Linked DNA regions of Mus musculus: region 1 is linked to region 2. Evidence: chromatin loops called from intact Hi-C (ENCODE). Cell type or tissue: left cerebral cortex. All regions are shown on one strand. Each heading gives the region's core, and the rest is flanking DNA. Links, peaks and the distances in the headings are about the cores only.

The links. A loop is a pair of places that touch in the nucleus more often than their neighbours do. Peaks named below come from ENCODE experiments on the same cell type or tissue, not always from the same donor. Only the 100,000 strongest peaks of a DNase experiment are listed, where the experiment ranks them.
Region 1: it touches region 2 in a loop (22-fold over the local background); 4 of 42 quality-filtered maps call a loop at or near these places.

Annotation. Positions count from the first base shown.
Region 1 is chr12:98,797,888-98,805,860 of GRCm38, forward strand. Eml5 (echinoderm microtubule associated protein like 5) reads right to left here. Exons shown (of 44, transcript NM_001081191.1): 33 at 7,580-7,600; 34 at 4,397-4,570; 35 at 3,016-3,224; 36 at 904-1,061. Gm35463 (a long non-coding RNA gene) reads left to right here and starts at 4,567. Exons shown (of 3, transcript XR_381823.4): 1 at 4,567-7,360. In left cerebral cortex, for the core only: no CTCF peak of the experiment used is centred there; DNase peaks (open chromatin) are centred at 4,590 and 4,844.
Region 2 is chr12:100,725,191-100,733,163 of GRCm38, forward strand. It overlaps a transcript of Rps6ka5 not described here. Among named protein-coding and RNA genes, the nearest start is that of Rps6ka5, 4.1 kb to the left of the region's middle. In left cerebral cortex, for the core only: no CTCF peak of the experiment used is centred there; a DNase peak (open chromatin) is centred at 4,063.

The DNA.
Region 1 (7,973 bases), core at 3,318-5,817, 1.9 Mb before region 2:
AGATATCTTTCTTTGCAGATGATCCAAATGATCATCTGGCTGGGCTTCTCCAATGGGGCAGTGTTGGGATTACAAATACTTATGCTACTTGGTTTGGCTTTTCCAGGTTTTTGTGGGTCCTAGGATTGACTCTCAGGTCATCAGGCACATAGAGCAAGTACGTTTACTCCCTGAGCCCTCACCTCAGCCTACAAATCAGTTTTAAGTATCTGGTTACAGTGTAGGTACTTGAAAGTGACTTGAAGGTCTCTCCTCACACTTCTGTTTAAGGTCTTAGAAGACCGATTTCGCAAGGCCGTCTCCAGCACTCTCTCTCTCCTTGCTCATATAGCTACAGAAACCTTACAATGGGGAGACAACAGGGGATCAAGATGCAACCTGGGTTCTATAGTAAAGGGTTCCCTTCATGTCCTGTCAGCAATACTGATGCAAACAAACATGGACTTGGGACACTATTCTTAATCAGAGGGACAACTGTCTCAGACAAGTAGAACCCTGGCTGCAGTTCAGGTGTGTGTAAAATGTCCAACAGTGGGCTGGCAAGATGATACAGTGGGCACAGACACTCTAAGCCCGATGATCTGGGTTTGGCCTCAATGCACACAGTGAAGGAGAGAACCATTATTACACTGATTGTCCTCTGGTTTCTATACATGGGCTGGGGCACATACCTTCCTCCATCCCTTCCCACATAATAAATGTAAAAAATAAATGAAAAATGAAATGCAGAAAAGTGAATTAAGACAAGAATTCAGAGAATCCAGAGTCTACACAGATAACAATGAAGGAGAAGTACATGAGTAATTTAGCCTGCACAGCCTAGAAGGAAGAGCCTCCAACACCTCACTAAGCCTTGGGTAGATAGCAAATGTGTAAACAGCTAGGATATGAAAAGGGACTCACGGCCTTTCCTTGCCACCGGTCACAATCAGTCCGTCTCGCAGGGTGGTGTACATGGCAAACACAGGCCCATTGTGCGCTCTAGCCACCACTCTGCACAATATGTGATCTTTCCACACACAGACATCACCACTGATGGTACCTGTAAACGTCAAGTTATTCTGAAAAGGAGTGGGGAAGGGGGGAGACAAACTCATCAAAAGTTCAAAGAGAGCTCGCACAGATGTCATCCTCTATGTGGGTGGAATGCTAGGTCACCTGCTTTGACAAAGCACATGCAACAGGTGCTGGGAGACACGACCCAGGGCAGGAGGCTGAAGTGAGGCCTAGCTCCGGGAGGCTCTTCCCTTTCTCAAGTCTGTCCTTTAGTAGTGAGATTAGCCCTGGGTAAATCTCTCCTAAAATACTGTAGATCTGGCTTGCACTGCTCTTTTGATAGGTGCCTTTGGCTGTCCAGTAACTAAGTCAAAGGTCACCAAACACTAGGAGTAAAAACAAGGGGCAGATAGAGATAGGGATGAAAATAACATGAGCTTGGTAAGGATTTTCTTTTCTTTTCTCTTTTTTTCTTTTTTCTCTTTTCTTTTCTCTTCTTTTCTTTTCTCTCCTCTCTCCCTTCCTCCCTCACTCCCTTCTTTCCTTCCTTCCTTCCTTCCTTCCTTCCTTCCTTCCTTCCTTCCTCCCTTCCTTCCTTCCTTCCCTCCCTCCCTTTCTAAAGATTTGATTTATTTATGTGAGTACACTGTAGCTGACTTCAAACACACCAGAAGAGGGCATCAGATCCCATTACAGATGGTTGTGAGCCACCATGTGGTTGCTGGGAATTGAACTCAGGACCTTTGGAAGAGCAGTTGATGCTCTTAACCACTGAGTCATCCATCTCTCCAGCACACCCCCCCTTATTTAAGGATTTTCTTTATAGAAAGTAAATCTCCTTACAGTGAAGTTAGAGACCTCACTAACTCCTGCAGATGTAGGAAGTCATTATTTGGTGCCTTGCTACAGTCAGAGTATGCTTCAGCTGTGAACATCAGCGTGCTTCCTCCTTTTCTCCTCACATGGCTCCTCGTAAGTTTGTCTGCAGGGTTCTGTTCTCATGTGTACTTACAGCAGTTGAGAAGTGCTGAACACAGACTTATCTTGTGAGGAGACATTCTGTCCACACTGCTGTCTTGCATATTAAAAAGCTACTCCTCCCCCACCCCCTGTATTAGCTGTCAAGCTTGTTTGCTAATTTATTTTGACCAAAAATGGACACTTGGGTACAAAGTAAATGAAGAAAGTTCATCTGCATGGGCAGATCAAATGCCAGGGTCTTTCCAACATGGGATTTTTTTCTGGAAACAAGTGATTGCTCCAGAAAAAAAATATACAAAATATACAAATATAAAAATATACAAGAGGTTCCATTTGTTTGATATTGTTAGTTTTTTAAAAATTGTGTTCAACTGTTCTAACCGTGTAACTTTCTTTCTTAATATATAATGCCCACATATTTTTTAAAAGTCCACTTAGTTTTCTGTGGAACCAAAGAGTTTGAAAAGCCTAGCCAGGGCAGGGTATTAAAGGAGAGAGATGCGATTATAATCGTCAGACACAGGTGGATGGAATGACAGAAAGCAAGAGGCTCTTGACTCCTCCACTAAGGCAGGGACTGTGCTCCCCTGAAAGGGACAGTGGCCCAGAGCACTTCCAACCACAAGATGAACAGGTCCCAGTGACAGAGCAAAGGACACTTTACATCCAAATCTGCCCTGAAACCACCTGGATGTGGTTTTTCACTTCCCCTTCTTTGCCGATAACACACGTGAGGTGCAGGAGGAAGCACTAGGAGGCTCAGCTTTGTCGCTTGCAGTGGTGACAAGCACACAGCCAATGAAGCCTTGGAGAATAGGAATGATCCAAGGATGCCAACACTGCAGTAATGACCTCATTCACTTTCTGCCACACCTTAATGGTTAAAGGATCAGACTTTTAAAGAGATGATTTATGTCCTTGACAGGGACTTGTAATGACTGTCGGGTTACAGTTCCCAGTCAGTATTAATGCTGTTTATGAATACACAGTAAGACAAATTCAAGATCACACCATCACACAGCACTTTAACAGACATACTGCACCAAATGCAACAGCAAGCATCGTCTGCATCCGGGCATCCTCCAGGCTGCTCAGAAGTCCCTTTTTGCTGAGAAGAGCCCTTCCTGCCAGGGTCCAGAACTTCACGTGCTTTATACCCACAGAGACAAACTGGGTATCTGAATCTGGTCGAAATTCTGCTACAAAAATACGTTGGTTGTGCCCACCTCTGCTGGCAATTTTGGCCCCTGGTACAGAAGACACAACAAAATTTTCCAGGTTAGTATAAGAAGTAAGCTAATTAACAGACTTAACAGTTTCCTCAAATTGCATAGTTTAAAACAATTACTTAACAATCACATGGCCTATAATCACAGTATATACATGTTCATAGTGATATATTTAATGGGCTATTCTGTGACAATTTAGAGGACATTTTAAGGACCATACATTTTTCTATATGGCTCCATTAATTTCTCATAGAAATTAAGTGTTCTGTCTAGAGTGTGTCAGGGAATTTATTTTATTGGGTTTCCATTCCAAATCCTGGCACTCTGGGGAGATAGAAGCAAGTGGATCTTTGTGAATCTGAAGCCAGGTAGTATGTATGCAGTGAATTCCAGGGCAGTCAGGGCTACACAGTGCATCTTTTCATCATTTAAGGGATAAAGGCCAGTGGCAGGCCAACCTGTGTAGTGTGTGTCATATGTGCAGATGTGTATGTTTGTATCTTTTTACAGGTACGGGATGTGGTTCTGAAACAGGTCATCTATGCAGTATGTGCTATGTGTATATGTAGGGTGTGTGTATATGTGTTTTATATGTTCACGGGTGTGTATATGTGTGAGTGTTTACATGTATGTGTGTATCTTTTTATGGATAAAGGATGTAGTTCAGTGGCAGATTACCCATGTAGCATGTGCCAGGCTCTAGGCTGGATATTAGTACAGTTTTAAAGACAGGGCCTCAATTATATTTTAGGTTTTCTTGAATTTGATATGTAGCCCAGGCTGGCTTCAAATTCATGGCAATCCTCTTGCCTCATCCCCTTGAGGGTTAGGATTACAGGCAAGTGCCCCCATGCCTGGAAATCTTCATTTTTTATTAAAATAACTCAGAACTAAACAAAGTATTAGCAAAAACACAGACATGGTTTCTTACCAAAGGGAAATCATAGCAAGTAATTCTAAATACAAAATGGGCTTCACTGTTTCATGTTTTCTGAGTTTATGGCTACAGGGCTTTTTAAAGGGGTCACATACAGTGCTGCTAATTGTGTGCTATGTGTTTTATAGGACTAGAACCAAAATGGTTTCAATCACCAATTTAAGACAAATGCTAAAAGGCAGCTTCCATATTGCCTAATATTCTTGTGGTTTGTTGTTGTTGTTGTTAATTACATAAGTGAAAAGCATCCTACCTTCCTGCCATCTCCAAATGGTTACAGTGTGCTCGGGGTCTAGCCCTACAGACAGCAGCAGCTTCCCAGTAGCACTGAAGCTGACAGAACACACACCCTTTGAGTGGGAGCATCTTAGTATAGACAACGTCTGCTTGTTCACTGCATCCCAGATGTGGACAGATGGGGCTGTAGCTGCACAAAGATAAAATCTAAGAGTTACAACCATCTCCACGTTTCCACTTCTGAACCCAGCATACACCCACCTCAGAATATGGAGACAGTTATGTGCTAAAGGGATGTAGTTTATAATAGCTCAAAACTGAAGCTAAATTTTAAAAAAGGAAATAAAAAGAAAAGGAAAGGGGAAAAAATACAGAATCCTTCAGGATACATTATAAATGGCACTCTCAAGAAAAGAGCATTTAGAGAAAGAAAACAGGCAATATTCAGAGTTTGTCAAAGCAAGCTGTGGGCATAAGTACAGGAGGCAGATGTCAGTGGGAGACCACAGGCTTAGTAATGCAAGGCTCTGGAGTGGGGAAATTCAGTTTTACATTTTTCAGTCTTCATAGAGGTTCTATGGAAACTACACACACTTAACACAATGCACATGATGCACATGATGCACACAAGTAAACAACACTGATATCCTCGGAAAGCAATGCAAAGCACATGCAACCAACAGGCAGCAAATGGCAGACCAGACGAACGCATCATGTCCATGGGAAATTTAACTACATAGATGGGAATCTGGGAAAAGGCTACACACACTTGAAATCACTACAGCACTGCATAGATAATGCCGATCCTCTTAAAGGGCCTTATCTGCAGCTCCTTAAGTCCCTCTGCATCCCTTCCTGCCCTTCCTGGGGAATGAGCGAGGGCTTCATGCTTGCTGAGGAAGTGCTCACTACTGAACTCCGTCTCCCTGCTTCTCTTATTTTCTAAAGTAAAATGTCATAGGTTAGTTTTGTATTAACTTCTTTTCAATGTATACCCTAAAAATTAAGTTAACTCAGCAGCTAATTCAGACTCAGGATATAAGCCCTCTTATGAAAACACTCAACACACTAAAGTCATTTGCTCAAATTATAAACTGTGAAGATGGAAAAACATTACAGAAGATAAGCTTCCTGGAATTATTTGATACAGGAGGAAATTCTGGTCTTTAAAAAATAAATCCTGATAAACTTGGACATTTTACACCATGATAAATCTAAGAACCCTTCAAATAAAGCAGTTAAATGAGAGAGACGGAGCTTTTGTTCGGTTTATCCAACTGTAAAGCATGGATATATAAAAGTTTTACCAATAATAAAATGAATTACTTATATGTGAGAACTCTGGGGACTGGAATTTACGTCAGTTGGTAGAGTGCTTGCCTAGTATGCATACAGCATAGATTCTGACTCCCAGGATGATGTAAAAACCAGGTGTGCTGGCATACTTCTTTCTATATTCGGAGGACTCAGGTGTGGACAAGAGAATGAGAGCTCCAAAGTCACCCTTGTATGTATAGGGAATGTAAGGCTAGCCTTAGATATATCAGCTCTTGCCTTAAAAAAGCAGGGGAGGGAAAATTATCACAATTATTTGATAAATTAAATACCACGGGAGAAGGAAGAAGGTAGGGGAAGGAGGAGGTCTCCAGGAGGCAGGATGGACCATGAGGATGGACCATGAGCACATGGCCAAGAGAAAACCTCCCTGAGGACACACATGGAGCAGAACAAACAAAGTAAGAGCCAGTTGGCAAGTAACACTGGGCCTGTGGCTGAGATGTGGGTTAGAATAGCTCAGAACCTGCCCAGTTTAGGCTTATAGCTTGTTAATAAAAATACCAGGTTTCTGTCTTTTATTTGGGAGCTATGTATGCTAGAGTGGGGCAGAACCCCCCATAAAGTTACTTCTATAAAATGCTATACAACAGGCCTCTAGTGCTTATGATCTGTGAAATCCCACTGTGGAACTATACTTGTGCACAGTGCTGAAATGTCCTATCTAGTCTCAGAGAGAGATGGATGTAACCACTCCACTGTGCCAAGATATTACCAAAGCTACTGTGATGTCCTGCAGAGCACGGCTGTGCCCAATAATGCTTTATTTATGGATACAGAAGTTTGAATTCCATATGATTTTTGTTATCATGAGTTTTCTGATTTTTTTTTCTCAACTTTTCAAACTGGTTTAACTAAGAAAAAGAAACAAAAGAAAACAACCATCTTCAGCTCATGTGCTATACAAAGCAAGTGCTGGGCTGCACTTGGCCCAAGGGCGGCGGCAGTGTGTTAATTAGCAGAGTAGTCAAGCATAGAAGCATACTGCTCTCTAATGAGGAGCACAGGACAGAAATCTCTGGGGAAGGTTTTCTTACTAAATTGCTAATACTTAATGTATTACAAAAATGAAAGTATAGTTGAAAAGCATAGATATATTACAGTATATGAAAACAATGGACATATAAAAATAGAAATATATTAATTTAATTGCTTTCTTAAGTTCATGAAGCCATGGTCAAATTAGTTATAAAAATTACTTTTAAACATGTGTGTGATTTATTGCTATGTGTTCAACAACAGAAATAGCTTATAAATTAATACATTTTGTACTAGCTATATATTAGCAGGTTAGTGACAACAATTTGTGTGATGACTATATGTGATGGAAGAAAAATCTTCAGAATAGCTCCAGGCACACTTTAGAGGTCAAAACACTTATTACTCTGTGTGTGTGTGTGTGTGTGTGTGTGTGTGTGTGTGTGTGCGCGCGCGCACATGTGTAGGGATACACATGTGTACTTGTGTGTGGAGGCTAGAGGGTGACGTGGCTTCCCTCTTCTGCAGGTACTGTCCACCTTATTTTTGACACTGGAGCTTTCCCATTGGCTTTGCTGTCTGAGGAGCAAACCCCAGGGTTCGTCCTCCTGCCGGGAATTGTGTGCGCCCGCATGCCTGGTGTTCTCACAGAGGATCTTCACCTCAGGTACTCACCTTTGTGAGGCAAGCATTTTACTGACTCAGCTATCTTCCCAGTCCACACACCATTTTTTAAAAATATGATTATTATTGAAGATTAAAAAATGATGTTATTTGTCATTAATATCCTATAAGCCGTATGTGGAGCAGTAACATGCTTGGACTTTTAGAGGAGGAATATATTTGCATGTACCATTGTATAACTAAAGCAAAAAGTTTTCCTTACCTGACATGTCTGCAGAATCACCTATAATCATGAATAAGTAAAAAAAAAGTTATTTATAATAATACGGATAATAGCAGTAAATTTATAAAACAATCATAATTTTTAAGTTATTTAAATAATTTTATACAAAATTAGGTTACTATACAGAACTGAGTGGACTGAAAGAAGGCACTCACTTCCATTATCTACATATATTAACATCCTATGAATGAGTTTTCATTCTTTCTTTGGGTGTATGTACGGCTGGTTTTGTGTCAACTTGACACAGGCTGGAGTTATCACAGAGAAAGGAGTTTCAGTTGAGGAAATGCCTCCACGAGATCCAGCTGTAAGGCATTTTCTCAATTAGTGATCAAGGGGGAAAGGCCCCTTGTGGGTGGGACCATCTCTGGGC
Region 2 (7,973 bases), core at 2,879-5,378:
CCGTTCCCATTGGGCGGCTAGTCCTGACGTTTCAGGAGCCGCCCCGCCCCGCTGCTCGAATTGTTGTTGCTTGGCGGGGAGGCAGGAGAGGGAGGAGCGCGAACGCTCCGATTGGCAAGACCCACGGAATGCCCCACCTACTCGCTTTGGTGCGCACGCGCAGGCAGGCCTTCCCTCTCCTGACCTCCCCAGAATGGTCACACCCCTTATTCCCAGCTTCGATCTGTTAGTAAACAGTATCTAGTAGTCAGGAGGCGCTCCGGACCTCTGATTGGCTACTGCGGAAAGAGGCGGGGAAAGACGATTGGACCGCTTGGTCCGCCAATCACAGTGGACAAAGGAGGGTCCTGGAGGGAAGCACTTGTCACCCACGTGTTTGCGCTCGCGCGCGTCTGAGGGTCCTAGGGAACGGCCCACAAATGTGTGACTGTCTGGAAGATGGCATGTCTTCGAATGATACTATTCTCTGTAGCACTAAATAAATTAAATGAATTTTGTGTTTAAATACAGGTAGGAGCCGGCAAGATGGTTCCGTGGGTAAAAGTGCTTGCGGCCAGACGTGGACAACCACAGTGCAGTTCCCATATAATGAAAAAGAACTAACATGTTGACCTCCGACCTCCACACAAGCTTTAATTAAGGGCATGTATCGCTCACACAAGGCAAAACTAAATTACGTTTAAAAATTAAATACAGGTAGCTCCTATACACAAAAAGTCAAGGTTCTGGCTCCGGATGAGAAATCTGAAATAATAACTTGTGGAGGTGGGGAGTGTAGCTCAGCCTAGCCTTGACCCCCTGGTACGTCTAGCACCACCTCCCAGTGCTGGAATTCGCAGTATGTGCCACCATGCCTTGCTTATGACATGCGGGAGATTGAACTCTCCAGCTTTATGAATGCTAGGCGAGCAGTCTACCAGTTAAACTACATCCTCATCCCAATTTTTCATGTTTAAGAAACTCAAAGAGTGTGGTGAATCATAAAATAAGATTCAATTTCTGCTCCTGAAAAGCTATTAACGGAACTCGAGAGATGGGCAACTTGTATACAGGCACAGGAAACTATAAAGAATTTAAACAAAACTGTGAACCAGTATTAAGCATTAGAGAATGGCACAGATGGCAACGATTATTCTCAAGGCTTTTAGGGCAAGGAGAAAATCTGGATAGCCAATTTAAAGGGCAAGTAAGACAAAACTGGAGACATTTCACACAGAGGTAAGCTGTGAGCCTAGGTCTAGAGGAGATCAAATGCTGGTGACCTAAGTAACAGGTAGGCTAAATGAAGTGTAAGGGAAACAGCTGTATAGGAAAGATGAGTGTATCTTTATTTTCCTTCTTGGAAAAAAAAAAACAAAAAAACAAAACAAACAAACAAAAAAAAAAACCAAAACAAAAAAACCCAAAACAAAACAAAAACACCTGACAGAAGCATTCTAAAGAAAGAACAGGTGTGGTGGCACTGACCTTTAATCCCAGCACTCAGGAGGCAGAGGCAGGCAGATCTCTGTGAATTCAAAGCCAGCCTTGTCTACATATCGAGTTCTAGGATAGTCAGGGCTACACAGAGAAACCTTTTCTTAAAAACACTCAAAAGAGAAAAAAGAAAGACCTGGGCAGGGTCGGGGAGTGACTTACATTTTAAGGATAGAGTGTATCATGGAGGCGGGAAGATGGAGGAACAGGAGACCACTTGGTCAAGTTGTGTCTGTGGTCAGAAGCAGACAGCGCTAAACTGTGGTACTCAGCAGTCTCCTTTCTATTAAATCCAGGACACCCAGCACAGCTAGGGTGGATCTTCCCTGTTAAGCCTCCCTGGAGATGCCATTAAAGAGACACCCACAGGTGTGTCTCCCAGGTGGTTCCAAATCCGGGCAAACTGAGAATGAAGATGAACCGTGTCCTTAAGACAATGAGGGATCGTAAATGTTACACTGAGGCACAGAAGTTATTTAGTAATGAAGTCCCCTACACTAGTTAGAACAGCAAAGTCACTCTCTTATAACTTGTCGAATCCCATGAGGCTGACGGGAAGAGAGGACTCACTGGGAAAGAATGTATTGCAAGTGTAGCACTGACAGCTTAATTTCTGTAGCGGAAGTAGGTGATAATGAGAAAAGAAAAGACGAGCATAAACAATGCAAAAATGATCTTCTAAATTGCACATGGATTAGATGAAGAATGGGCAAACTATCTTCCTGTTAGAGGACAGATAGCAAATCCAAGGCTGTGTGAGCCGTAGACTCTCATTTATAACTACTCAATTTTTCTGGAAAGTGGTCAATAGAAAACAGAAAGACAATAACAAATGGCTGTGTTCCCCTAAGATGTCTTAATGGATATTGGAATTTGAATTTCACATGCCATAATATATTATTGTTTTAATATCTTTTCAAACATTGAAATATGCAAAACCCATCCTTAGCTCATGGGCCTTTAAAAAGTAGAAAGTGGTCTATATTTGGTAGTCTCCATAGTTGGCAGATTTTTGTACCAAAGTACCTGAAGGGGCTGGAGAGATGGATCAGCCGTGAAGAGCACTGATTGCTCTTCCGAAGGTCCTGAGTTCAAATCCCAGCAACCACATGGTGGCTCACAAACATCCTAAATGAGATCTGATGTCCTATTCTGTAGCAAGCTGGCCCGAGGCTTACAAGGACCCGGTACCGTACACCGGGGAAGCAGGCTGGAGCTGAAAGAGAGAAACTAGCCGGTCGAGAGAAATAATGGAGCCAAGATGATTCCCTGTTCAAGGCTCAGTGTTTATTAGCAGTCTGCGCTGTTTTGTTGCCAAGTTGTTAGCACTAGTCCGCCAGAGCAGAGCCATTAGCAGTAAGTCGCCAATTTCACAGGTAGTCAGCTACCTCAAGAACCTCTCCGGAAGACATGTTCAGCCTCTCAGCAGGTAGCAGAATCTCAGGGCAATTGTCACTTCAAAAGAAGCCAGCCAAGTCCGAAAGCAGCACTGCAGGTGGCCCCACCTCAGTGTTGACAAGGTCTGTACAGCTTCAGGCTGGGGGAGGCTACACTATTCTGAGGTATCTGAAGACAGCTACAATGTACTTACATATAATAAATAAATCAAGAAAGAAAGAAGGAAAGAAAGGAAGGAAGGAAGGAGGAAGGAAGGAAGGAAGGAAGGAAGTAAGGAAGGAAGGAAGGAAGGAAGGAAGAAAGAAAGAAGGGAGGGAGGGAGGGAGGAAGAAAGGAAGGGAGGAAGGAAGGAAGGAAGGAAGGAAGAAAGAAAGGAAAGAAAGAAAGAAAGAAAGAAAGAAAGAAAGAAAGAAAGAAGGAAGAAAGAAAGAAAGAAAGAAGGGAGGGAGGGAGGGAGGGAGGAAGAAAGGAAGGGAGGAAGGAAGGAAGAAAGAAAGGAAAGAAAGAAAGAAAGAAAGAAAGAAAGGAAGGAAGAAAGAAAGAAAGAAAGGAAGAAAGGAAGAGAGAGAGAAAAAGAGAGAGTGGAGACATCTAGGTGCCCCCATTAGATCGGTGCCCCACAGCTCCCTGGGTGAACCTGCCTGGCATGCCTGTTCTGCTACACTGTGACTTCATACTTAGCAGCGCTATGCAGAGCTGATCAACAGCTGTGTGCAATTGTTCATTTGTTCGTGCAACAACTTTCATTCCCATTATGTGCCAATTACTGTGGTAGGTGTCAAGGGCACAGTGCACACAAGACAGATGCCATCCTTGTTCCTTATTGAGATTACAGTTTAGGAATGGAAATAAATTCTAGGTGATTCTACATAAAGAAACTGCAAGCTTTTCATTTTGCTCACACTGAAAATGTATATCAACGTGCTATAATGGGATGCATCAGGAGTGCCTGTTTAGGTTAGAGTTGCTGGAAAGCCTTTGTATGGAAGTATTTTTTTTTTTTATTCAGAATCTTTAAAGATGCATAAGATTAACCAGAACTTTGAAAAAAAAAAAAACTGTCCTAATGCGCGCCAATCTCATTTCCTCTTCTTGGGCAAACAGGAAGAACTTTTTTCTTTTTTCAGTCCTTTTGTAGCTTGGTTCTTATGACAGTTGGCCAGTGGGCAGACACGGCCAGACACTTTCAAAACTAGCCAAGTCACCCCATGCGCGGTTGCAGTTTCCCACACTAGCTTTTGCCTTCTGCAGCAACCACGAAAGCTTCCCCTCCTCCCGCCCCGCTCTACACACCTCTCTCATTTTGTTGTTGAGACAGGGTCTCACTCTATAGCTGTGGCTCTCCTGGAACTCACTCTGTAAACAAGGCTGGTCGAAACTCTCACAGATCTGCCTGCCTCTGCCTCCCGAATACTGGGATCAAAGGCACGTGCCACCATGCACAACAAGCCACATTTTGAATACGGAGGCACTTCGTTTTGGAAGACTCCTGGACTGAGTTCTTTCTGGAAGCAAAACCACCTGACCTGCAATAAGTCTTTTAAGTACAAGCTACTGAGGTGGCAGGATGGTCCACGACAAAAGTGTTATGTACCCTACACTATTTCACAGGGGCATTGTTCAGGGGAAGAGAGTTTTCAGATGATGTTCCAAGACAGATAAAGAACCTGTTGCACTTGAGAGACCAAGAGAAAGCCAGTGGAGCTTTTATTACCATAACCAGGAGCTTGCTATGAGATGTATGCAAAGACATAATCACAAGGTATATGCCTGGCCTTATTAATATTTATGAGATTTATCCATGAAAGGGATTTAAAGTGGAGAATGATATAATTGGGATAGTGTTTTTAAAAAGTTATTTCACTGTATGTGTGTAGAGTGTGTGTGTGTGTGTGTGTGTGTGTGTGTGTGTGTGCATGTATGTATGTATGTGTGTGTGTAGTGTGTATATGGTGTGTGTATGTATGTGTGTAGTGTGTATGGTATGTTTATATGATGTGTGTGTCTGTCTGTCTGTCTGTCTGTCTGTGTGACACCTGAAATTGTCCTCCAACCCCCTATTGGTCATACAGTTGTTATTCACAGGCAAGCTGGTGGCCTGGCTTACTGAGGTAGTGTGCTCTATACAAGTGTGCCAGTTCCTTATCCCTGGATGTCCTCTGCCTCCAACTAGGTGGAAAATGAGGACCAACTCCTGAAATTGTACTCCGACCCCTTTATGTCCTAGTCCTTATTTTGTACCTAGTCAGAGGCAGGGTATTTTTGTCACTGTGGTGGATAGCTAGCCTTGCTGGCCCATGAGTTTCCAGGGATTTTCTTGTCTCTGCCTCCCATTTTGCCATAGGTACACTGGGAACATTAATGTGAGCCTGAGCTCTGGGACTCTGAGCTCACGCCCTCACGCTAGTGCAACAAGGGTTTTACCCACACACCAGATCTGCATAGTTTACTGACTTCTAGATAATATAAAATTGCAGAAGAGTTGCACAATTAACCAAGATTAGCAATAAGGATGTATACCACCTTTCATACCCAACACTGTGTACCACCTTTCATACCCAACACTGTGTACTACCCAACACTGTGGTGGATGACAAGAGAGGATGGAAGGGGTGCGTTAGGGACTTGGGGGAGCTGGGAGCACTTTGAAACAGCCACTGAGAGCAATAGATGCAGCGAAGCAGCTTTGATCACTGCTGACTAGCACTGGGGTCTCAGATGGAGTTAGACACCCTGATCACCACTGCGTGTCTTTCTCTAGCAATGTAATTTCCCTTGGGGTTAGAGGTCAGCAATTGGGCAACAACCTGGCCCAAATGAATGACCCCAGAGCCTAAGTGAGAAACAAAGGCTATGGAAGATGGAGTGAATGGGGCTCACCTCAGGGAAAAGGATAGATGTGGTTCAGGAGTTGGTGCTAACATAGATGCAGAGGGGATCCTCCAAACCCAACTGCATCATGGGATCCCCACTTGAAACACCTTTGAGAGAGGAGAATATAAATACTTGAATAATTAGCCCTGGACGAGGCCTGAACTTTTGGGGTTTCCTAAAGCTGCTCCCCAAGTAAATATAATGTACATCTGGGTTGCAAGGCACAGCTATGTTGTACAGTCTTTCCATTAGAGGCTGATAAATAAGAACCAGTGGAATTTTGAAAAACTAGCAGCTTTCCAGAAGTGGTATCACTATTAGATCGTATAAGGAAAGCCATCATAAAGCCAGACTTACATATGTAATTTGGGGAGGGATCTACCCCACTCTAGCCCATATAGTTCCCGAATAAGAGACACAGAAACCTGGTATTTTTATTAACAAGCTATAAGCCTAAACTGGGCAGGTTCTGAACTATTCTAACCCACATCTCAGCCACAGGCCCAGTGTTACTTGCCAACTGATTCTTACTTTGTTTGTTCTGTTCCATGTGTGTCCTCAGGGAGGTTTTTCTCTTGGCCATGTGCTCATGGTCCATCCTCATGGTTCATCCTGCCTCCTGGAGACCTCCTCCTTCCCCTACCTTCTTCCTTCTCCCGTGGTCCATACCTGAGATCTCCCTACTCAGTCTCAAGTCGCACCTTCCTCTCTCCTTTGCAGTCATAGCCTTTTCTTATCCAATCAGAGGTTAGTGCGGAGCATTCTTTACAGCACATTGGTCAGTACGATGCCCATGTCCAGACTGCAACCTAATCTTGGGATGGATCTTGGGTCAAAACTCAGCATCTGAATACACATTGCACAAGATCAACTGCAGCATAGGCTGAAAACACTGAATAAAATGGCTAATTTAACTGACTGGATCAAGGCAAGAGTGACAGTAAGAAGCCAAAGGAGGAAATTTTTGAAAAATGGAGATAATGAATACACTTTGGGCTGTATGTAGCAATTAGAAGTGAGGAAGCCATAACTGCCCTAAGAGATGGGTACGTGCAGCATGCGGGTTCTGTTCACAACACATTTGGAAAGTGAAAGTTTAGGGGAAGTGAGGTTCCTGCTAAAGCTGAGAAGAATCAAGAAGAAAGCTTGGATGTGTTCATTTTCTTTTAACATTGGCTTTTCCTCTGCTTGGGGAGTAGACATCTTTACTCAACCTCTGAGTTATGAGCAGGCATCTATGGTACCATTCCACGTAGCTTCATAGATTTCAGCTACATTCCTTTTATTAGCACAGGGGCTGAAGACTATGAGAGGCTTGACCTGCTGTGAGCCACTACAACTTGATGAATCTCCTCTCTCAAGTAATAAAAGCAAGAAGCTCCTCACTCTGGGATTTGGGCAATGCCTAGATTCATTGTGTTAGATGTAATAGCTTAACTCTGAAATGTCCCCAGAGACTCACGTTCCTAAATGCTTGCTCCCCAGTGTGTTTCTTTTACAGAGAAGCTGTGGAACCCTTAGGACAGTGGTTCTCAACCTGTGGGTCTCGACCCCTTTGGGAGTCATACATCTCTTTTACAGGGTTGCCTAAGACCATCTGAAAACACCGATATTTGCATCATGATTCATAGCAGCAGCAATATTACAGTTATGAAGTAGCAACAAAAATAATGTTATGGTTGGGGTCACCACAACATGAAGAACTGTATTAAAGGGTCACAGCATTAGGAAGGTGGGGAACCACTGCTCTGGGATGATAAACAAAGCCTTTGAAAATAAGCCCCACCCCGGTCCTTGCCCTCCTCTCTGCTTCCTGGTCCGCTGCCATGGGAACAGTCTCCAATACACACTCCTACTGCCATGAACCAAGCCATTCTGCCATGCTTTCTCTGCCATGACGGACTGAAATTATGAACTGCAGTGCATCTTTACTCCTATAAGGTGTTTCTTGTAGGCTTGGGTCACAATAATGCAAAGTAAAATATATCACACTGTCCCTTAACTCTGCCAACAACAGCCCAGGGAGTTGGACACCAACCTTGCCTTCATAGTGTTATATATACATCGTGAGACCGGGAAAAGAAGGCAAAAACTACGCTATCTGATCTTAATGCTCTTTTGAACCTGTCAGATCTTTATTGTGCAATATTGATCCAAGCAGTTTAAGGGACTAAGTACAGGATACAGAGGGCCACTCAGTGAATAGGTGTCAGATTCAGGCTGAA